Regions from separate parts of the Homo sapiens genome. Here regions 2 and 3 are each linked to region 1. A link is a loop called in an ENCODE intact Hi-C map of the cell type or tissue named here. Cell type or tissue: Calu3. All regions are shown on one strand. Each heading gives the region's core, and the rest is flanking DNA. Links, peaks and the distances in the headings are about the cores only.

Region 1 (7,884 bases), core at 1,447-6,446:
TCCGGAGAAACCCTCAGAATATACTGATCGTGAATCTGATTGCCGCAACCAACACATAGGGAAATCAGACGTTTTTCTGAAATGAAAATAAATACATGATTGACTAACCGTTTACTTCCTACAGAGATAAACACACTTTTAGTGTCGTTCTCTTATAGGGCGTACTCTGGGAGGTTTTTTTCTTTCTTTCTTTCTTTCTTTTTTTTTTTTTTTAGAGCATTGCACTTTGGGATGGTAATTGAAATGTGCCATCAAAACCTTGACTCATTTTTAAAAGGAGGTGGAATATATGTAAAATGCAGATTGGAATAGTCTACATTTGTACGCCTAGCACGCAATCAAACCCGCTCATTTTGTATTTCTCCCCCCCCCCTTCCTCTTTGCTATAATCATTGGGAAAGATTATGGATAAGTCAAGTCAAAGAAAAGGTTTTGACTAGAAGCGTTAAGTGAACGCAGGGATGTCTATATTTTCCGTGAAGCGCGCTCTTAAATAGCACACAGGACTGGATATTGTTAGCAAGAGCAGGCATAAATACAGTTGTCACTCGTTCTCTTTTGCAAGTCTAATGCTAATTCACATCTCTGGGCATTGACTGTGCAGGCAGACCTTTGCAACATAATAACCTTCTCGGAGAGCTCAGGATTCCCCAGGAGGAAATCACCGCTTAGCACCAGAAAGCTAGAGCTTTGGAGGGCACACAGGCGAATTCACACACAAGGTACAATCAGTTTCCCGAAGATAAGAACCGACAGTAAGCATGCAGGCGTGGCGGCAACAAGAAAAAGCCACCTTTTCTCTTTCTCCAGGCAATGACTCCAACTCCAAAGAGCCCTTGGCACCTCAGCCTGTGCCTGAGAGAGAACCCCGCACAAGAACAGCACACCGAGCCCCACAAGGTAAAATAGCCTCTTACTTTTTGGTGGATCTCCCATGTCTCCCATATCTGTAAGAGGGAGTAATGTCCACAGTGAAATGGTGGTTGTACAGTTGGTGAACAGCCCACAGAGAGGATGCTGGAGCTGTGGCTAAGTGGGAAATATTGGCCCCTGGGGTTGCCAATGCTGAAAGAGCCGCTGCTCGGCTGCGCCGCGCCCTCGCGGATCTAGGAGTCCAATTTAAGCCGGCGGAGTTGGCGGAGCGGAGGCGCTGCGGCGGCGGCAGACTCGGCGCGGCTCGGGCACCTCTCTTCCTTATCTCTTACTCAAACTTCTCTGCTCCAACTCAGCTCCATCGCCATTGGTCTGACGCAGCGCGCGGGGACGTCAGGCGAGCGCCGCGCCCATTGGCTGCAGGGCGCGCGGCGCAGCTGTTCTGATTATCATATTTCAGCCTCGCCGCCGCTGAGCGCCACTGACCGCTCGGCGAGCCAGCGGGAGAGGATTAGGGCTCCCGAGGCAACTTGCTCGGGGCTCAGGCCGTTCTCCCCCGAAGCTCGGGCTGCCGGGCTGTTCTGGCTCTGGCCTCCCTCTCCTCCTCTTCCTCTTCCTTCTGTCCCCTCCCGCGTTCCTTCCCGGCCGCGCCGCCTGCGCCCTCGCCTCCTGTGGCGCTGCTCCTCCGCCCTGCGCTCCTGGGGTCCCCGCAGTCCGGCTGGCCGCGTTGCGCGCGGGGCTCACTTTCTGCCGCCGGTGGCGAGTGGCTGGTGGGTAGGTCTACCTGTTGACGAGGTCCCTCCCGGGCTCTAGGAAAAGGGGGGAACTTGGAGCAGGCCGTTCAGCTTGGTTTGGTCCCCACGCCGTGGTGCACATCCCCGGGGCCTGGCCTGCCTTGGCTGCTCCGGAGGGCTAGTTCCTCCAGAACTGGCTGCGCTCGGCGCGCTAGGGGAAGAAGAATCGGGAATGGGATGATTAAACCCAGAGGAACTGTTTCCTGACTGCTACACCATTACTCCGTCTCCCCCAACCTCAGATATCTAAAAACGTTGGGTGGGAGGAAAGGGGCGCTTCTTGCTGTTGGGACAATCAGGTTGGAACGCACCGGTAAACCGAAGTTGACTCCGCGGACTGACTTTTTGTCTTTCAGACCCGCGAGGTCTGCTTCTCAGTTTAACTCTAGAATTGAAGCTCACTAACCCGAAGCCAAAGAGCGAAATGATCTTTCAGTAGTCTAAAGTTTGTAAGATTTTTATATACTGTTCAATTCTTCTCACTGCTGGTCTCCTGCCCTTTGTTTTTAAGCAAACTTGTGCAACTAGCTGTGGTATTTTGGTAATTATAAGGACAAGTCTCCATGACTTTGTGGAGATTTTTTAAAAATGCATTAGTCTAAGGGCGCGAGTAGGGAGGGATTTATTACAGAACAGTGAAAGACCTATTTCACGTCCCCAGGCGTTAATATATAATTTTCTCTCGAGAAACTACTTGGAGAGAGAAGACTGTTAGGTGCAACTCGCCGGTAACCTTCTTCAATCATTCTTACATGTTCCCATCATCTGTTACGGTCTCCCAAAGACAGTCACAGGAAGGCCACGAAGAACCCCCGCGCTTCCCCCAAAGCTTCTAAAAAGCCATTTCTTATCTAATGGGGCTGCCAGTTTTATCTAAAAAGTCCTACAGACACAAACCATAGAAGGCTTAATTTCGGTGTCTTGTTGCTGTGAGAAGACCCGGTGTGTTAGGAAACTCCTTTCTTTATATCTTTCGCAAAATCTAACCCTTGATAAGAGCTGTAAATCCTGGCCGGCCGCATTGGCTGGGCTTGAACGGGTAATGCCTCTCCAAAGCGGAAAGGGAATCAAAGATGCGTAAGTTTCCTCCTGACCTAGCTGAGGCTTTCTTCCCCAGGAACTAGTTTTGATTTGTTTTTTCTCAAGGAGGATTTCAAATTGGATCTGTCTTCCCTTCCATTTTTATTATAAGTTGTTTTAGAGCGCGTGTATGAAAGCGAAAGTTGGATAGACCTAGGTTGATAAGTTTACCAGTTGTGTGGTGTGTGTTTTTTTTTTTTTTTTTTTTTGGTCTGTTTCTAGTCTCTGGTATTAGATGTATGGAGCCTTTTGTCAGGCTGCTTTTGCAAAGCTGATGCTGTTAATCTCAATACGAAGCAAATCTTCCTAGTATTTGTGTGTGTTTCCCATAGAGATAAACATGTTGACCCTAGTAAAAAAAAAAAAAAAAAAAGATACCACCACAATGCCAGAAAATAGAGTTTTACCTAGTCATATTCCATCATGCCACTTTTATAAGATGGAATTAAACACCAGAAGCCACCAGAAGCCTGATGACTTACATTTGAGATCCACAAAGCACCCTCACTATCCATCCTCCTTCAAACCAGCCCCCACCTCCCACCCACAGTGTGGTATTTTAACTCCCTAAACCAATAAGCTATTACAAAGAATTATTGCAGATGATAGCACTTCCAAGTAGAAAAGCTTGCATGCGGCTTGGGGGAAACCTTTAGTAATAGACAATTTCACCTTAATGGTGAAGACAACATTTTCCTCTTTTCATTCTGCACCATTGTTGTAAACAAGTATTTTCTTAATAAGTTCCTAAACTGATAGAAGCAAGACGCATGGTGAAGATACCAGCATTAAAAGGAGACGTTTGAGGGACCCCACCATGATGGACATGCTCTGAAGTTCAGTGCATGTATCATGACACATTTTGCATTAAAATCCAAGTTAGAATAGCAGGCTTTGTAGTTTTACTTTACCTTGAAGTTCTAAATTGATCATGGATTATTATGATTTCCTCAGCTGATTGCTGTATGTGGATTTAGTGCATCAAATATATCTGTAAAATTTTGTATACATAAAACTGATGAGCAATTTATCCGTAATACTTGATCACAGGAGCGACCTCTTGTGTTCAAAGCGGGGATTAGACCCTCTCCTCTCAAAAAAGGACTCGTTTTGACCTTTGTATATTGTTAGGTCAAAAATATATCCTTGAAAACGGCAATAGTGTGAATCTCTGGTTTGATTCCTTTACTGAGAAAATGAGGAGTATGAGTAGTTATTAAGTGTAGTCCCCATCACCTCCAGGCTGCCTCAATATATCTGACAGTGTCTTTCAATATAAAAGGGATACTGAAATTTAAGTTCCTCTGGAGTCTGTGGCATCTGCCCATGTGCCCTTGTATACACCTTCCAAAATGTGGCTGTTACACCCAACCTCCTGATGGGCTCTTAGACTTGTGTTTTTGTGTACTGTTGCTTTCTCTGCTTTAGTTACCATTTAAACATTCCACATCAAACTTAATGTCAGATACAGATTCCTGCACAAACATCATGCTCTCAAGCTACATTTCAAAAATCTAAATAGGTTTTAATTGCAATTGAAAGGTAAAATTACACATTTAGCATTTATTTATCTCCCAATAACCTCTGGCAGATATAAATGAATTTTAAGTTGTTTCTTTGGGAAATCACAAACAGTAAGACAGCTTATTCCTTCTCATCTAACCAAGACTGGGAAGGGAAGAGGGGCTTTGATCAGCTTTCCAATGGAGGTATAAATTTGAGAATTTATTCCCAGGGAGATGATGCTATATGTTTAGCTCACATCAGAATCAGGTTTGAAAGAGTAGAATAAGTTACACTGCCAGTTTTACTGAGTAAGGTATTCAGATGAAAAAATATGTATAACTGAAGGATTTATATTTTCTGATGTCCACATCATATAATTTGGGGGCCAAAATGAAACAGGAAGATTTTATTTACCTCTAAAAATGGATATTGAGTAGATGCGTATGTATCCCCTTTCCCGTTTTTATCTTTTCTGTGTAGTCTCTAATGATGTAGAATAAGGCTATATAAATCCTCAGTATCTTTAATCATGTCCAAGGGTCAGATAAAATTATGTGCGTTTAAAGGGAGTTACGATTAACCATTTATATTCCACCGCGAACGGGGTGTGGGTGTTTAGAACCAATTTGCGTCTCTTCCCGTTGGTGGTGGTGGCTTATTGAGGAACAATCAGGAGAATCTGTGCTCTAATTTCAGAGAAAAGGAAGAGATACCAGTGGGTATGAAATGATTCTCTTTTTCTTTCCTTTTACTTAAAAAAATACTAAGCAATGATAATAAAGGCAGTTGTTAACAACAACAAACCTTTAGTTGTGATTCTTATTCTGATGCCTAGGACTCCTGCTGCGATTGTGGTTTTGTTGAGTGTCAATTGCTTTATTAACCAGATAAAACAGTCTGGGTGAATTAGCAAGAATTTTCTCTGCACGCAGAGCTTCCTAGCCTTACTTTCTGAGTTCAGGTAGTTGTTTCTGACACCAGCTTTCCTGGTATTTCTTGGCAGACGACAGGCCAGAAGGCACCGTTCTTGTGCGGTCTGTTGCTCGGTTCTCAGCCGAGATAGAATTTCATGCTCCCGGCATCGGGGCAGCTGCGAAACCACAAACCTCAGTTCAGTCCTGAGCATGCGAAGGTCCGCAGTTGATTGCAGGGAGGCGTTCGGCCAAGCGAGGACGGAAATTTGTATTCTCCCTTTAAAATTGTGCTTCTGAAAGTATTTACTATGACTTATCAAAAGCGGCTGGCAGTGTCAAGTGAAACCTTTTTCTTGCTTCCCCCTGCCCCCTAGAACTCCTAAGTGACCAGGAACAGACGATTTTTAACCGAGTTCTGCTGCGTGGAGCCCAGGTTGGCGCTAGTGAGTGCAGTGTGCTGACCCAAGTGGTGGTGGCCCAAGGACGCGCTGACCCGTACATTTGGCAAAGCTTTCATTAAATGTATCAGATTCTCGCGGAAGTGGTTGCAGTCCGGAGAGTGAAACAGCTATCTCTCAAGTCCTGACCGGTTCAGCTGAAATCTACATTTGCACTGAATCTGGCAAAACACGGACGGGTCCGCCCGAGATCTCAGGAAACCCAGAGCAAGTTACCTCCATGTAGTTGATCATTCTTTCTGAAAGGACGGACACCATTTACCCCACTGCAATCCTGTCCAACGGGCAGCTCTGAGTTTAGCTTTAGCGCCAAAGGATTGATTTCCCCCACCCGCTGGAGATTTACTGGGGACGAGCGGGGGAGGGGAGGCGAAGGTACCTCGGAGGAGGTCAAGTGGGGGAGGAGGAGGAGCAGCAGAAAATTACCAGCCAAGCAGGGGAGGGAGTTGGAAGCCCGGAAATATACCAGGATGCCTCAAGTAACCTTCCTTTAAGTCTCAGAATTCAGCCCTCGGAAAACAGCCTCATAAGGTGTCCTGGGAAGGAGTCCTCGGGTGGGCTGCGGAGGTGATGTCAAGAGTTACAGCTACTTTATGAATTAAACTGACGGCTAAGGCATGTCGGGACAGTTTAGTGTAAGCTGAATGGTGCGTGGACGGGGCAACTTTTAAAGAGAGGTGGGCAATCATTGGTGGCATCTACCAGTATATTCTGCATGTAACAGTAGTTTGGAAGCTGAAGAAAAACCCCTCAAATCCCAGTAAATGCCCGGTCAGTTCGAGAGAGATTTTAGGGACAATTTTGAAGGTCGCTGTCTGCTCCAACTCCGCAGAGATGAACAAGAGTGTGAACTCTGGCGCGGGTGTGTTTAGAATTATCTACGACTTCAGATCCATGCTGTTGAAACTCATCAATTCTTTGTGACTTCACGTGGAGAGAAGAATTTGCCCTGCCTCCCTACCTGCTAAATGCCGACTGAGAAAAGGGGCCCAGGAGACGACCCCTTTCAGAAAGAACGTCACTTCATCAACTCGGCTGAGTTATTAACTTGCTCCCCGAAAGGTCAACAACGCCTTCTCTTCTCAGCCGCACCGCGCGGAGATCAATCGCTTTACCCTAGGTAGCCTCTTGTTCAGGGCTCAGGAACTCCTGTCTTAAGGTCCTTCTGGGGCTCAGAAGCTGTGTTGTGTATGTTCTTTCCAAGAATCCCACCTGTCTGCTTTCAAGCACACACGGCGCTAGAAATTTAGCCTAGCCTGAGTCCTGGGATGAGAGAAGAGCTAAACAAAGAGACCCCAACCGTCCCCTTGGCCCCCTGCCCCGCCGTTTTGCAGTTTGCCAACCTTCTAGCTAGACAGCCCCCTAAGTCTCCGTGTTGCGAGTGAAAGAGAATTTTTCTATTTCATCTTCCCATTGACCGAAGCAGAAAAATTGAACCGAATCTACGCCCCTTGTTCTGATTCCTGCTAGAGGAAAACAGAAAATCATCCCGCAGGTCTCTTTCAGTCCCTGGATGGCGAGCGCAGCCCCTGGGAGGCCACACTTAGTTCTTTATTGTGAATCTCTCGCTACTCAAGTTCGTTCGGGACCAGGGCCTCGGATGGCCTCGGTTGCCCGTAAGTACGCGAAAGAAGAGGTGAATCCAATCGCTGGCCTAGAGGATAGTGATCAGACAACCCGAGGATTACTAAACAAGGGGCGGCGGTGTCCCTGTCTCATGGGGTTGGCGTGGGGCGGGGGGTAGGCAGCAAGATCCTCCAGGCTCCTGGATGCAAAGAGTGAGAAAGAAAGCGCAGCCTCTGGCAGCCTGCTTATAAATGCAGCCTTTCGGAAGATGAAACTTGCAGTCTTAGGTTGTCCTCCTTTATATCCATGTTCCAATCCTCTGGGCTTTCCTCGAAATGAATAAAATTGTGGAAATGAATGAATGAGAATATCACTTTAATTGTTTCAAACTCATTGTCAAGTCACCTTTTCTGCCATCTGCCAGAGGTTCAATTTGCGCTTCGTGTCTACATTCCAGAAAATTGTAAGGACGTTTCCTCTGCATCTGTCTGCCTTGTTGGCAGCGTGCGGAAACGATAACTGCACAGTTATTGGTACAGAATATTTTCATGACTAGCTTAATTCTAAATATCACCCCAAAATACAGATACCTTACTTCTTAGTTGGCATTATTCAAGTTTATTCACTTTGTGCTGCAAATGTTTGAATTAGAAAACAGGAGAGAACTCCCGCAGCAGAGATGCACTTCTCTGC
Region 2 (7,884 bases), core at 1,147-6,146, 460 kb before region 1:
AAATCCATTTTCTGGGGAGAAATTCAAGCCGGCTGAGGAAATTTGTGTAAGTAGCAAGGAGCCTAATGTTAATCCCCCAGACTATGGGGACAATATCTCTAGAGCATGTCAAAGACCTTCACAGCAGCCCCTCCCATCACAGACCTGGAGGCCCAAGAGGAACAGTGGTTTCGTGGGCCCGGCCCAGGGTCCCTGTGCTGTGTGCAGCCTTGGGACATGGTCCCTGTGTCCTAGCCACTCTAGCCGTGGCTGAAAGGGGCCAACATACAGCTCAGGCTGTGGCTTCCGAGGGTGGAACCCCCAACCTTGGCAGCTTCCACTTGGTATCGAGCCTGTGGTTGCACAGAAGTCAAGAAGTGATGTTTGGGAACCTCTACCTAGATTTCGGATGTATGGAAATGCCTAGAAGCTTAGGCAAAAGTTTACTGCAGGGGCGGGACCCTCGTGGAGAACCTCTGCTAGGGCAGTGTGGAAGGGAAATGTGGGGTCAGACCCCTCACAGAGAGTCCCTACTGGCGCATTGCCTAGTGAAGCTGTGAGAAGAGGGCCACCGTCCTCCAGGCCCCAGAATGGTAGGTTCATTGACAGCTTGCACTGTGTGTCTGGAAAAGCCACAGACACTCAATGCCAGCCCGTGAAAGCAGCCAGGAGGGAGGCTGTACCCTGCAAAGTCACAGGGGCGGAGCTGCCCAAGAACATGGGAACCCACCTCTTGCATCACCGTGACCTGGAGTCAACGGAGTGTCATTTTGGAGCTTTAAGATTTGACTGCCTCATTGGATTTTGAACTTGCATGGGCGCCTGTGGTCCCAGCTACTCGGGAGGCTGAGACAGGGGAATTGCTTCAACCCGCGTGGCGAAGGTTGTAATGAGCCAAGATCGATTGCACCACTGCACTCCAGCCTGCGCCAGGGAGCGAGACTCCGTCTCAAAAACAAACAAACAAACAAAAAAAAAGTAGCTCTGGGAAATGGTAATGAATATAGCATGCATCTAATTGCTTCTCCGCCAGCTGTAGCATTTGGAATGGCTGTATTTATCCAATACCTGTACTCTCATTGTATCTATGAAATAACTAGCTTGCTTTTGATTTTACAGGCTTATAGGCAGAAGGGACTTGCCTTGTCTCAGATGAGACTTTGGACTGTGGACTTTTGGGTTAATGCTGAAATGAATTAAGACTTTGGGGGACTATTGGGAAGGCATGATTGCTTTTGAAATGTGAGCACATGAGATTTGGGAAGGGCCAGGGGTGCAAAGATGTGATTTGGCTGTGTCCCCACCCAAACCTCAGCTTGAATTGTATCTCCCAGAATTCCCGGGTTGTGGGAGGAACCCTGCGGGGGGGGGGGGGGGGGGGTAATTGAATCATGGGGACCTGTCTTTCCTGTGTTATTCTTGTGATAGTGAATAAGTCTCCCAAGATCTGATGGGTTTATCAGGGGTTTCCACTTTTCCTTCTTCCTCATTTTCTCTTGCTGCCACCATGTAAGCAGTGCCTTTCCCCTCCCGCCATGATTCTGAGGCCTCTCTGTGGAACTGTAAGTCCAATCGAACCTCTTTTTCTTCTCAGTCCTGGGTAGGTCTTTATCAGCAGCACGAAAATGAACTACTACAGTACTATCCCAGACTTGTTCTTTACTTTAATATTTTAATGTAACTAGCCAAAGTTAACAAAAATTAAAATGCCCTTGACAGTTTAGAAAGGTACATTTACCATATACATGATACGTAAGAATTTTGTTTCATTTTGCTTTTAAAATTCAGTAATGATAGTACATTTATTGAATGCCTTTCAGGTAGCTTTAAGTGATTTTGCTTTTCTACTCTCTTTGACCACTTAAACTATTATGTTTTAGTGATGTGTTTCCCAAAATCAAACTAGCTTTGAATTCCTTGAAGAGCACTTGATTTGTCAATGATGTACTTTAGGTTTTGTATCTACATTTACAAATACAACTAATCTTCCGTTCTCTTTTTTGTTTTTTCGTTACATGTTTTGACACATGAATTTTAGTAACTTTGTAAGGTGGATTATTATTCCTACTGATATTTATTCTCTACAAGTATCACTGAAAATTTAGAAGTCGAATTTTGTACCAATCACTGATGCTGTGATAAATATCATCCATATTAGTTTTCCTAATTATAAAAACAGTAACGCTGGACTGGGTGTGGTGGCTCATGCCTGTAATCCCTGAGTTTTAGGAGGCCACAGCGGGTGGATCACCTGAGGTCAGGAGTTTGAGACCAGCCTGACCAACAAGGTGAAACCCCATCTCTACTAAAAATACAAAAATTAGCCGGGCATGCTGGAAGGTGCCTGTAGTCCCAGCTACTTGGGAGGCTGAGACAGCGGAATTGCTTGAACCCAGGTGGTGGAAGTCACAGTGAGCCAAGATCCATTGCACCACTGCACTCCAGCCTGCGCTGAGGGAGCAAGACTCCGTCTCAAAAAAAAAAAAAAAAAAGTAACACTGGGAAATGGTAATGAATATAGCATACATCTAATTGCTTCTCCACCAACTGTAGCAATGTTTTATTTAAAGCAATTAAGAAATTGTGCTTTGACAGGTTTCAAATTTCACCCATCTGCTTACATATGATTTTCTGGATGGATATATGAATATTAATAGCAACTCTGTAAACAGGTGCTACAATTCTCTTCGTGAAACAATTTTGTCACATATGCATAGTCCTGGTCAGTAATGACCTAATTTTATTACTGTTTACTATCTAATAGCTCAAATGGCAGTGACATCATTTATCCTATGGGTGGCATCTGCTCCCCATGTCATTGTTATGTGTGTGTGTGCGTTTGTGTGTACATATGTATATATTCTTAGCAACCATTTTTGTAACAAACAGCAACTGTAGTTGAGGGTGGGGAATTCAGAATCTGAGAAATGGTAATTATTTATTTGTGACATATATATGAGTATAATAAAAATGCATTTGTATTTATACCAATATTATACATTGGTTTAATTTTCTCTTTTTAATTAATTGTTTATTATAAACAGGATTGGTGATACTTTTCTTGAAATGTTGAGTGAACTGACTCATAGATGAGATGAAAGTTCATATATTTCATGCATTTTGCTCTCAATAAGAATAGTATAAATATTCCAAGTGTTTGAATGTACAAATTTGACATTCCTGACCTGCATTTCTTGCTTTCCACTTTTATGTTTAAAGTTCATCACAAAATTTTTTAAATGTTTATTTCAATCTTAATGTTATTGTGAACTTGATCTATTTCATTAAATATATTATTTGGAATTATGTTCTACTTATTTGTTTATGGGTTCTTAGATCTTTAGGTATTATTTCGATTTGGCATTAGCAAGTCTAAGAAAGTACTGCCTTATGACAAACTTATGTCACAAGAACAGAATTTAGTATTACAAATAATATAGAATAATCAAACAGAGGCTGAAATATTAGTGAAAGTAATAATTCATTCACACAGAGAAAGAGAATACTGTATTTTAATGCTTCTACTACTATTTTAGGACCAGAGGTCTTTCATGTGTAATCTCTTCATTTGCTCCAACCAGTGCCCTCACATCCTCTGACATTTAAGGAACTGACACTACTAAACTGTGAGAAATTAAATGCAAACATTATGGATAATAAATTCAGATATCTTCAGAAATAAATGGCAATAAAGGAGATGCTTACCTACTGTAGAAGTTTTATTCTTCCACTATGCAGCATAATGCCAAAATATCTGGAATATTTCGGGTTGTGATTGCAAAAAATATATAATTCAGGTTCCTGCCTTTAAGAAGCTTACAATCTGCTCATTCACAAAGCATAACGAGTATATAATAGGCAATAAATGTTTTTATACAAACTGCATACGTAATAGCTTTTATTACATATAAACATAAAGAAAATAATAAAACTGAAGTTGAACATCAAGAGCTCTTTATAAGTCACAAGTTTTATGATGCAGTATAGGCTTTCTATAGTTCTTTAAAAGAGAATAGAACAAATACAACAGATTAAAGTAAAACTAGTTTTCAGTCAAAAGTGTTTAACATTTGTCAAAGTATTAAGCACCACGTAGAAAAAAAATATGGAGCACTTTTTAAAAAATTACCTTTGCAAATACTTTGAAAAACCTATGATTTCAACAATTACTTTCTAAAATTTGGTATAAATATGACAATTTTCATTGCAATTTATAAATTCTGAGAGAAGAGAAAGAAGGAAGTAAAGATGTAAGATGATTGACAACTTTGGATCAATGTGATGATTGTATCAATTTCAGATTCTCTGCTAACAATAGGTGCCTGATTGGATACCCCTGACTTTATTGGGAAGTGGATGGAATGTAATATGCCTTGCAGTGCATTAGTTGTTTGCGTTGATTGAATGAAAGACAAATCTCACATGGAGGAGAGTCTGAATCCCATCACTGTTACAATTACATTGAACACCAGTGGGAAAATGCCCTGTTGCTTCTGCAGTCTGCTGCAAAGTAGTAGACTTTTCTAGGCCACTGGCTTCCAGAATTCCAGATGATTTATTTTTCAATAAATTGATATGTATTTACATACATATACTTAATAGTAAATTAAATGATTGAGTTTAGAAAGCACTCTGTTTTAAAATAGGCATCTCCATCTCTCTTTTCAATTGCAAGCATTCAATAGTGTGTAACAGCAGATGGGCCTACTGACACTGAAATACACAAACTGTGTAATATTTTATAACTTTTTTTCTCCTGTATTAAGTGATGACATAAATGAAAAATATGGCAGGAAAGCAAATCATTAGTGTCTCTTCCTAGGAGTAAAATAAAAACTTTGAACTGTTGAGAGTTGAAACCCATATTTTCTTTGTGACCAATTTATAACATCTTTGCACCATGTTCCATGTAAGTGCTCTTTCTAAGAGTAAAAGAAACTAAATACACCATTGATTGAATTAATTTAGCATAGTATGCCACATAAATGCCTTGTAAACAAATAAAGACATGTATTTTTTAAAGCTTTTATTTTAGTCACCAACTTGGTGCCATTCATGTTTACCTACTAGATGCTGGTGGGCTACTGGGATTCTGAAAACAAACAACAGAAAACTAATCTGATTGAAGTGGCTTTCTAAGTAACATTTTAAAAAACTATTTATCAAACCTCTTTGCTCTGTTAGGCTTCACAAATGACAAGGCTATTTTAGAGTCATAAACCTCCATGCCCTGTGCAGTTGTGGCATGCAACCAAAGACGACTCGAGAGAAAATGAAGCTCTAATTGACTACAGCTGCTCACGCCTAACATTTCCCAACAGCATCCCAAGATTCTTAGATTGGTGTTTCTTCTTCCCTCCCAAACACAGACCAATGTGAACCTCCTGTGATCTATCAACTGGGTAAACTGAGGAATCCTTACGGTGGTCCCTGGGGTCCCTACATGGCCTAAGGCATGAGTGATCCTGCACCCAAAAAGCCAATGATTGATATGTGTTTGATTGCTATTCACTTGTTACATTCAGCACTCAGAAGGAAAGTAAAATGACAGTAATTTTCTTTGCTCACATATCATTTCTAACCTGGTACAAGGCTTTGCCTTCAAATCATAGGGAAGTGTTCTGTCCTTCGGAAGTTGCTATTGAAATATAGAATAGAACCATTACATTTTATTGGCTTAGCCTTTCCCTGCACTGCCTATAAAAACAGACACCGCTTTAAAATCTCTCCCTAATGTCCACTTTCTTGAGGGTGGAGCTGACCTCAAGAAGTTTACTACTTGTCTGTTAGTTAAGACTAATTAACTTTGACTTTGTTGTTAGGGCATCCTAATCTGGGGGTTCATCTTAAATAAACTGAAGAAAAACTGAATTCAGACCAAGAACTGGACAGTGACTGTTTATAACTTTATGTATTGAGACTTCTTTTTCTTTACTGCATGGCACTTACTTGTAAGGAAATTTTGTAAATGCGTAATCAATTCACCATTCTTTGATAACTACTCTACTGCTAAACCTTTTTTTATGATGGTGTTGCTTGCCCCTTTTCAATAAGAAATTCATCTTCAATGAAACCCGCCTTGAAATATAGAAAATAATTATTTTGCTAATTATTATGTTGTTTTGACATTAAAATACTAGCACTTTCCTGGATGTGAAATGATTTGTTCACATTGATTTTTAATGGTAACATTAATCTATAGACATTAGTGGGATCTTCTGAAGAAATAGGTCACTTAAATTTTTATTTCCTAAGTGAGAATCTGGGTTACATTTTAGTTTTTTTAAACATAACTTATATATGAAATTAATATATACAAATATTGTATCATTTTATTAAAATTACTATAATAATTTTATACTAATTTATACAGAGTTTTTTTGCATTACACAAGGGTTTCATAACAAAACATTTTAATATAAACCTTATCAGGTTCAAATCTGAATAATAACTCTAAAAAGTAGTGTTTATACAATACCTTATATTTACATGTCAATTATATCAATATAACTGAATAGCATTTTAACTTAACTAATGGTCAAAATAATCCTAAACAATAAAGTTATTATATAGCCAGTTTTTTAATCTTAATTTTTTATTTTATTTTGATCCACTTATATTTAAAAGTATTTACCATAAGAAAAATTTATTTATAGTCTTTCTCAGTGTAACAGAAAAATAAAAACATTCCAGAAATGCATCTTTGATAAGAGAAACTTTGTTTTCCCAAACACTATAAATCACAATGCTGAATCTCATTGACCAATGGCCAAATCAAAATGTGCTATTGGTCAAAAGGGAATCAGTGCTCTGAGATCTAACATAAGCTCAAGTTTTAGACAGAATCTTTTGAATCTAACCATTGGATAAGATTCACAGATAATGGCAGGTGCTGTGAGATAGACTTATCTGCTCTTGGCTGTGTCCTTGGCATATGCAGTTTTTGATGAACATCAAGGCCATTACAGTTTAGAATGATTGAAATAAACACTTCTTGCAGTCAGGTACTAATATATGTATATTAGGAGGTATGGATACAATGTGGGTTGTCATCTATCTATCTATCTATCTATCTATCTATCTATCTATCTATCATCATCTATCTATTTGAATGATTTATTTTAAGGCATTGGCTCACATTGTGGGATCTGGCATATCAAAAACATGTAGGGAAATCCATCACGTTGGAAGTATACGGGAGTTGATGTTGGAATTCTAAGAATGAATTTTTTGTTATTCAGGACACCTAAATTTTTTCTGTTAAAGGCCTTCAACTGCTTCTATGAGGTTCACCCACATATTCAAGGGTAATCTCCTTTACTTCAAGTCAACTGATCACAGATGTTAACCACTTGATAAAATACCTTCAAAACACCTAGATTTATCTTTGATTAAATAACTAGGCACTATAGCCTAGCCAAGTTGATATATAAAATTAACCATTACAACATTATTTTACTTTGATGCTTATGTCCCCTGCTGCAGAGCTTTTGGGTCCATGAACATCTCCTTATTTATGTTTGCTGTCTCTATCTCCCCTCATCTCTAAGAATTAGTACCCTAGAGAACCTGTGTTGAGTCTTTTTAGAATCTCTCCCTCTCCCGTTATTTTTCTTTCTATGAATCCAGAGTATTTTCTTAAGTAAATCTTTCATAGTAGTGGTTACACAAAAACAGAACACCATCATGTGGGCCAAAAGATTGTTTCTAACTTGAGTTACACATAATTTTACTGATTATAAAGGAAAAACAACATTTCAGCAGATATTACACTACGGTTTTGTTACCATCTGGTCACAGAAAGTGTAATGGAATATTGAGATAACTGCCTGTATCATTGGTACTCATACTAGTAGAAGAAAACGTACTAACCAACTGCTTAAGCCTTCCTTCCTATGTGTTCAT
Region 3 (7,884 bases), core at 1,147-6,146, 300 kb before region 1:
TAACACAGAACCCTGGTCCTGTTTATTAGAACACATTAAAAATCAAATCACTTTCTTCCCCTCATACTTGAAGAAAGCAAAAATGTTAAAACAATTTGATAAAGATTTAATCATATTTCAACATTACCTTGGACATACTTTATGTATGTGTAAATCTTAAAAATTCCATCTTATACAATTTTCTGATAAAATGGTATTCCTGTCTGTAATTTTTAAAATTTCACACTAATTTAGCTACAGTAATTTTCGTTTAAAGTAAGAAAATGCTTCACCAGGCAGAATATAATTTATATCATGACCACAAGAATAACATTATGAGAGAAAGGCTATTGTTCATATATTTCACAGATTCTCATGTTTTAAGAAAGAGTGTTGTAAATTCAGCTTACTAGAATCTTTAGTAAAATATATTTATCAAATTCATCTGTTTGATAGCACAAAACTTGAATTTTTTTCCTTTTATTTTAAGATTTTTCTAATCTGGCAGTGAACTGAATAAATCTGCAATGTCTGTAGCTGGTTTATTCATTATTCAACCTGAGAAAACGTACAGGATGGTAAACCATATAAGTATGCCACATATCATATCGGTGAGGCCTTCCTTGATGCTACCAGATGTTTTACTTGCTCTCCTGTGCCTGAATACATCTATCACTGTACTTATCATGTAACTAGAATTAATTGTTTGCATGTCTGTTGCCCCTTACAAAACTATGAGCTCAAGGGCTCCTATTTACCAACACTTAGCACAAACATATGGTTAGCATTAACTAAATAAAAGTCTGTTGGATGAATAAAAGAATGTATGCAATTAAAATAATTATAGTAATTATAGTAGTAACAGTTCTAATTTACTGAGACCTTATTATGTGATAGGTAGCATGCTAGCCGGGTTATATAGATTGCTTTCCTTTCTTCTCACAACAACCTTGTATTAGAGATGTTACCATTATCTATTTACTAGATAACGATATCAGACTTGAAACGATGAACAGCAGTCTTGTAGTTTCAACTGAAGTCTTTCTGTTTTCAAATCTTGGGACTTAGTATGGTATAGTTAGTAAGAGTCTGGCCTGAAGAACACACTGCCTAGGTTAGACTCCTGGTTAAGTCTCTTATTAGCTGCATGGCCATGGGCAATTTATGGAATAGTTCTAAGCCTCAGTATCTTAACATTCCTATGCCTTGGTTTCCCATTTGTAAGTTAGAAATAGTGAGAATTATCCATGTATGAGATTGTGTTGAGTTGCAAATGACTATTACACTCAAAGCACTTAGAATTATTCCCTGGCTCTGGTAAGTACTAGGTAAGTGTTAGCATTTTTATTAGCATAGATTGCATCCATATTATGCTATATATTTCGCATTGTAAATTTTTATTGCCTAATTTACCACTCTGCTTTCAGTTCTAGAATAAACTGCAAACCTGCTATAAGTTATTCACTCTGCAGTTACACTGGCACAATATTTACACAGGCCCTGGTCACTATTTCTTACAATCAAATTCCTTTGATACAAAGCTCAGGTTAAAACTGAGCAAGACCCTGCAGGTGTAACTTTGTGCTACCTAAACAAAAGAGATGAATAGATGAGGTGTCTGAGTATGTCTAGACAGAAACAGAATCAGAGAAACAAATGATCTGGGGCATCATATGTCATACTATTACAAGGCCGATTTGTCAGTATACTATACTTGGTGGAATATTGGATTTTGAGGAAAGAAAGGAAATGGTAAAGTAACATTGGTTAATTCACTGCAAGTATTCCATGTATTAGGTTTAACACAGATTTAAATAACAATAGCATGAAAAAAGGAAATGGAGCTACATATCATTGACATTGAATAGTAGCTCTGTTTTGGGAAGGTTATTTTATCTTTTAATGGTGCCAGGTGTAAGATACAAGGAAGACATTCCTGAAGGACATTGCAAGAAACAATAGAAATTCTTAAACAGAGAAACTCCTTGAACACTAGAAATAACCAGGATGATTTGTTGCCTTTCAGTATACAATATCCATTTGTTAACAGTGAGCAAGAATTAGTTCCACAAGCAATTAGTGCAATAACTTCCACTAATCTTGATCTGTTGCACCCTACAATTTGCTCTTAATATTAAATAAAATATTAAAATGTGTGACTGTTTTTATATCATCAACCTTAAAAATCTCACTAAGTTATTTTAATCAATATACTTGTTTTAAGTAAAAGCCATTTAATCTCCTGACTTATACATTAACCTTCCATTAAGTATTAGTGAAGAAGTTAAATGTACCTTAGTCAATAATGCTAATGCAGGAACTGTTGTATTACCTATGGAGAAATGCGTATTCATATTATGTTAAAGTGGCTATCCTTAACGATTAACCATTATGTGTTAGGAAACTGATAATAAATTTGAAATATTCCATGATAAAATGAATTATAATGTTGAAACTGAGTTCTCTGTACTGTAATAATTTTGAAATGAGGTCATCTGCTTCTTCTGGTCAGTGCCTTTTAAGGCAATGATATTGAAGTGATGAAGACACCCTCGGTGACACTTTAACCTCACCTTGCGGTTTCACATCTTGGTGGGTAATAAATGAGGCTGCTAATTGAAACTGAAATGTATGAATCTATTGCATGGTAGTGTTTTAGCAAGCACTCTTTTTGTTTAAATAATGTGCCAATATCTGTAAGCTGCTTACTGTATGTAGAATTTCTTCTACCTCAAAACCATGTTACACATTTTGGTCTATTTCTTTATCAAGAAATGATATTCATTTTCAATCTCCCTTCCAGCACATTCTTCTATTTCTCTAACATTCTTCTGCAAATTTCCTCCCCACCAAAATCTTATTTTATGGTAAGAGTATTAATATAAATTCTAATGGGTTTGCAAGACCACACAAATGCATTTGCTTTCTCATTGAGGAAAATTTATGTACCTAGGTAAAAAGCTGCTTACTAGATAGGCAAGGAAAATATGTAGACTCTAAATTTTCCAGATATCTCCTTCCACTGTTGCAATTAAAAATGAAGATGCTTATTCATCATTACAATTCCATATCCATAAATTTTCTTCCATGTTTGTATTTGACATAACAAATATGATTTCATAACTTAAGCAAAAAAATAACTCAATGTCAGCAAGTTGTCAAAATCATCTCAAATTAAATGGCTTATTGCTCTTGTCTTTGCCACCTGTAGGTGTCCTTGCAGTACCTCAGGAGAAGAGGCTAATATTTTGAAATATTTTTATATATGTGTGTGTGCGTTTCGTATATTTTCAGTTTATTAAGAAAAGTGCATAAAGTCTACATAACCCACTAAAATTGTGTCTTAACTTCTTTAAGACAACAATAGCCTTTTAATTTATTGATATAAAGGAACAAAACAGAAATTAATGTCTACTCTGATATTTAGTAAAATGTTTAAACCCATGGTGCCATTTTTTGCCTAATAATTTGTTTAAAACTATTCTGAGGCTGATGTTAACTCAATAGTTGCCTTATTCTTTATGCCAATTGCTTAAGATCTCAGTTCCTCCCTGTGGGAAAATATTTTTCCCATATCTCTTGTATCATCAGTTAAATAAAAGTTATTACATTTAGAGTTACATGGTGTTTTAATCACTTATTTGTTATATATTATAACATGCATAACTCCAAAATCAAAACTAAGTTTTTACATTGCATTATTTTAGGAAAATCTTTGTTAATAAAGAATTCATTCTGGGCACTCATTTTTCATAACCATCACTACATAATTTTTATCCCATTTCAAGGTGGCCTATGTTACTTTTATTTCATTATACCCTTATCCATAAAAATACTCTGAAAACCTCTTGGAATTTCAAACTTGCAAATGTTTTTGACTTTAAGAAGAAAATAAGATAACCAACCAGGACATGAAAACTGTGTGTAGTATTTATAAACACGTTTCTTTTATAGAAGTACTCTGCATTATTTCATCAACCTAGTAAGCGTCATACTTACATTGAACACTAACTATGAGGCAAGCATAATTTTCAATTCATTTTAGCTTCACAATGCTGCTGGACATATCTACTATTTCTCCTCTTAAAAATGGGAAAATACAGGTACAGAGAAGTTAAGTTTGTTCCCCACAAAAGACACAGGAGGATTTGGTCAGGATTTGGAGCTGGGCCATTGACTCTTGAGTCAACGCTTATACAATACCCTGCATTCCCATGATGCACTGTAATGAAGTACTGTGGAGAAAGGTCTTATAATTATTGAAAGATTCTTCTTTAATATATATTTTTCTTTTACTGATGAACAGGTTTGAGCAATGATAAAATTATACACATAGAGAATCATCGTGGGCTAACTCTTACAGAACCGCCTTTCTTCCCCTAAATGGGAGAAGAAAAGCAGAGATTTCATTCTGTAACATTGTCTTTACCACAGGCTTTTATTCAACATAATTCACTTTTTAAAAATTTTGAGAAAAATCAAGCTGATGGGGATTCTCTTTACTGCATTCATTCCTTAGAAGGCTCTGTAAGCTACAAGACAGCAGAAAATAAGATCAAGGTAGACAAGTGTCCGCATACATATTTAGGGGAATAGAAACCAAACTTCATTCTAACCCAGTGGTAACCAAGTAATCAGTTACTGTCCAGGAAACAATGAGGATGAAATAGGCTGCTCCCAGAGACATAAGGCTGTGTGAGTAAAAAGGGAACGCTGACTCCTGGGCAGCATCTGGAAGGATGACAGAAACTAAAGACAAAAGGTTGTCCTCCCCTGATGCATTGGTACTTTAAATAACTGAACATCGCCCAAAAAAAAGCAAGGAATATGATCAACAAATGAGGGCCATCCATAAAAGGATAGGCTCAGCACATTAGGACAAGGTAGATACGGAGATAGGATATCACTGCAAACTCTAACATTATGAAAGGAGATGCAGGAGACATTTGTATAGGCTGAAAAAACTCAGGTGGAAAATAAAATGAAGTAAAACCTCATCTTAAACAGGCACATATATACAACTCTTTATAACTAAGAAATAATGAGGAAAATGTACATGGATAGAATGAGAGCTATTGGCAGAAGGTAAGAAGACTTCAGTGATAGTCTTAATTGCTTTATGTCATATATATCCTATCTGGCTTTCTACAAATCAGCTATGAGAGTTCCTTGCACAGACAGAATACCAAATCAGATGCACCATGTTTATACAGCATGATATTAATTATGCCCCTTGCTCCACAAATTTTCCAGTCTTATCTCCATCCACAGTTACATGAGTTTAACCCCAGGAATTCTCTTAGATTTTAAACAAGCTTATAGTTGCTTTGATGAGGTGAATCACACATATGCAAAATAAATAAATAAATAAAATGATTAAATGGAGGTAATAGAAAGGCAGAGAATTACAAGTGGTGAAAATGACCTATCGATTAAGGAATATGCATCTTTTCTATAAGCAACATATTTTAAAAATGATATTTATTACCAATAAAGTGAGCAAACTGATATATGTGTTGATTTTCATTGGTTGCCATGTTTTGGAAAATGACATAGTTTTCCTTTTTCTGTTTCTTCTATTAAATATTTTGTTAAGAACATGTGCCAGCAAATTCTTCTAACTACCTGCTGGTTGTAAGTTAAATACTTTTGCAGACTGCCTTGATTCTCTTTCAGGTCAGCAGGGTACTACTTAACAAATGGAAATTAATTCTATAATAGTCCAGATGTATTCAAGCATTATACAGTTGTGATTTAAAGGTATGAAAAGAATAATATCATGGGTATTTTATATATATATATATATATATATATATATATATATATATGTTCTCCATTAACATTCATCCATGTAAGAAGTATATCTGTTAATCAAGGAAGCTTCTACATACAAGTACGTAAGGCAGATTTTTTGTATTGTCTGTGTAGATTACTAATCCTGACACAGTCTTCTCATTAATAGCATTTAGTATAAAGTTACATTGCTCTACAATATTATGGAAATTATAAGACCATTAATGACACAGTGCCCTCATACCTATTCTCCTCAATTTCCTTCCCTTATTATTCCACTGCTTCTCTTTCTTTCCGTGATATTTTCTGAGCTCAGATTTAATTTAAAAACAATATTTTCTTGATTCCTACCCTCCTCTCAGATTACCCCCAGCACCTCCTTGTTTATCTAAAGCCTGACTTTTGCTGAGGATCATCCGTCTTGCCTAGAGTAGATACTGTATCTTCCCAGCTTCCCAGTATGGCACCACATATTTTATTCCTCTTCTCTATTGGAAACCCCCTCTTTTGCTTCACTGGATTTCTATTACTCTCAGCCACTTATTGTCATTCATATTAGACTGGAAACAAGCTCACTAGTCTTTCTCTTCGAGATTTAACATTATATGAAAACTTCTGATACAAAGGATTTGCCATATTGCAGGGAAGAGTTTTGGGGTTGGCTTCATAAATTGAAGTTCATTGGTAAATTGAGGGAACACTTGTCAGCCAACTGGACTTTGGAAGAAGATAGAATTTCCAGGTGTTCTCAGCTTATGTACTCCCACTGGTTTTATCCAGAATTAGCTTTAGGTAATAAATCTTATGTTTTTTTCTGGAAAACCACAGCACTTAGGAATAGAAGACTGAGGTTAAGCCAATGTCCTTCATCCTGATGCTAAAGGGTTCTGCGCCATCTAGCAGTCAAGATCCCATGCAGACTTTGTTGCTCTTCCTGCCATCACTGGGGAAGGCTTCTCCCAAGTCCTCTACTGCTCTTCATTCTGGCTGGACTTGTGCCTAAGTTTAGTGATTTTCTGAACACTAGCATCCTTCCTTCCCCTCAATCCCACTTTTACCATAGTGTTACCTACTGATTTTCTTCACTTTCTTTTCAAGTCTTCTGTTCCAACTCCAGTTTCCAACAACTACCTCCCATCCTTTCTGGTCTCCAACACACTTACTCCCAGAATGCCCTTTTATCTGTCCATTTTTGCTCCTGTAGGTATTTCTTTTTTGAACCTACACTATATTTCCTTAAAGATAAACACTAGTATATTTGTTATTCTGGTCCTTATATCATTCAACTGCACACATCAAAGTCTCACAGTTGGATCAATTACTCCATTTGACATTCTATTTTTATAACCCAGCTGCTTGGCAGGTAGAGAAAAGAGTATTACAATCAAGGAAATGTTTACCAATTACTTATAGTTTGCCAAATCACAAACAGGAAAAATATGTGCCCTGCCCTAAAGATATTTACAATTACCTAACCACACAAATCTTAACTGACCCTAAGTGTTATTTTACACGTCAGCAGCAAACCACCATGGCACGTGTATACCTATGTAACAAAATTGCATGTTCTGCACATGTACCCTAGAACTTAAAGTATCATAATATCTTTCTTAAATCTTGGGACTATGTATGGGACAAGTCCTATGTATTATACGATATTATTATAATAAGTATAATAATATCTTTCTTAAACTCTTTCATTCCTCAGAGAATCATAACCACTTTTGAAGCCATCAAAGTCTCTCAGCAAATAACCTTTCACCATTTTTCACTGAGACAATTCAGGCCAGCACATATGACCATATTCAACTTTTCTCCCATCTTTTTGTTCAGGATTAATCCTCTGAGTTGTGTTGCAAGTCTCACTTTCTTCCCTTCACCACCCCCACTCCACCACTGACATTTACTCAATCATTATCTCGCTAGCTTCAACTTCTCTCAAAACATAAACTTTTATTCATCAGCATATAGTTATCTTCATAAATTTCCTATCATAAAAATAATCCATTTTGTAGCTAATATCACTTGAACACTTTAATGCATGCTAGGCATGTGACAATTCCTTTACGTATCATTTCATTTCATACTCACAATTAATCCGAGATAGAAAAT

The links. Peaks named below come from ENCODE experiments on the same cell type or tissue, not always from the same donor. Only the 100,000 strongest peaks of a DNase experiment are listed, where the experiment ranks them.
Region 2: a loop joins it to region 1, with 8 times the contacts of the local background. A loop is called at or near these places in 5 of 110 quality-filtered maps.
Region 3: it touches region 1 in a loop (9-fold over the local background); 7 of 110 quality-filtered maps call a loop at or near these places.

What each region holds. Positions count from the first base shown.
Region 1 is chr5:51,376,733-51,384,616 of GRCh38, reverse strand. ISL1-DT (ISL1 divergent transcript) reads left to right here and starts at 1,285. Exons shown (of 2, transcript NR_046243.1): 1 at 1,285-1,643; 2 at 5,542-7,884. It overlaps ISL1 (ISL LIM homeobox 1), which reads right to left and starts at 1,169. Exons shown (of 6, transcript NM_002202.3): 1 at 918-1,169; 2 at 1-76. The coding sequence starts at 945. In Calu3, for the core only: no CTCF peak of the experiment used is centred there; DNase peaks (open chromatin) are centred at 2,676, 3,816, 5,346 and 5,596.
Region 2 is chr5:51,836,402-51,844,285 of GRCh38, reverse strand. No RefSeq gene overlaps it. Among named protein-coding and RNA genes, the nearest start is that of LINC02118, 170 kb to the left of the region's middle. In Calu3, for the core only: no CTCF peak of the experiment used is centred there; no DNase peak of the experiment used is centred there.
Region 3 is chr5:51,680,270-51,688,153 of GRCh38, reverse strand. No RefSeq gene overlaps it. Among named protein-coding and RNA genes, the nearest start is that of ISL1, 300 kb to the right of the region's middle. RefSeq lists an enhancer at 1,950-2,534. In Calu3, for the core only: a CTCF peak has its summit at 3,190; no DNase peak of the experiment used is centred there.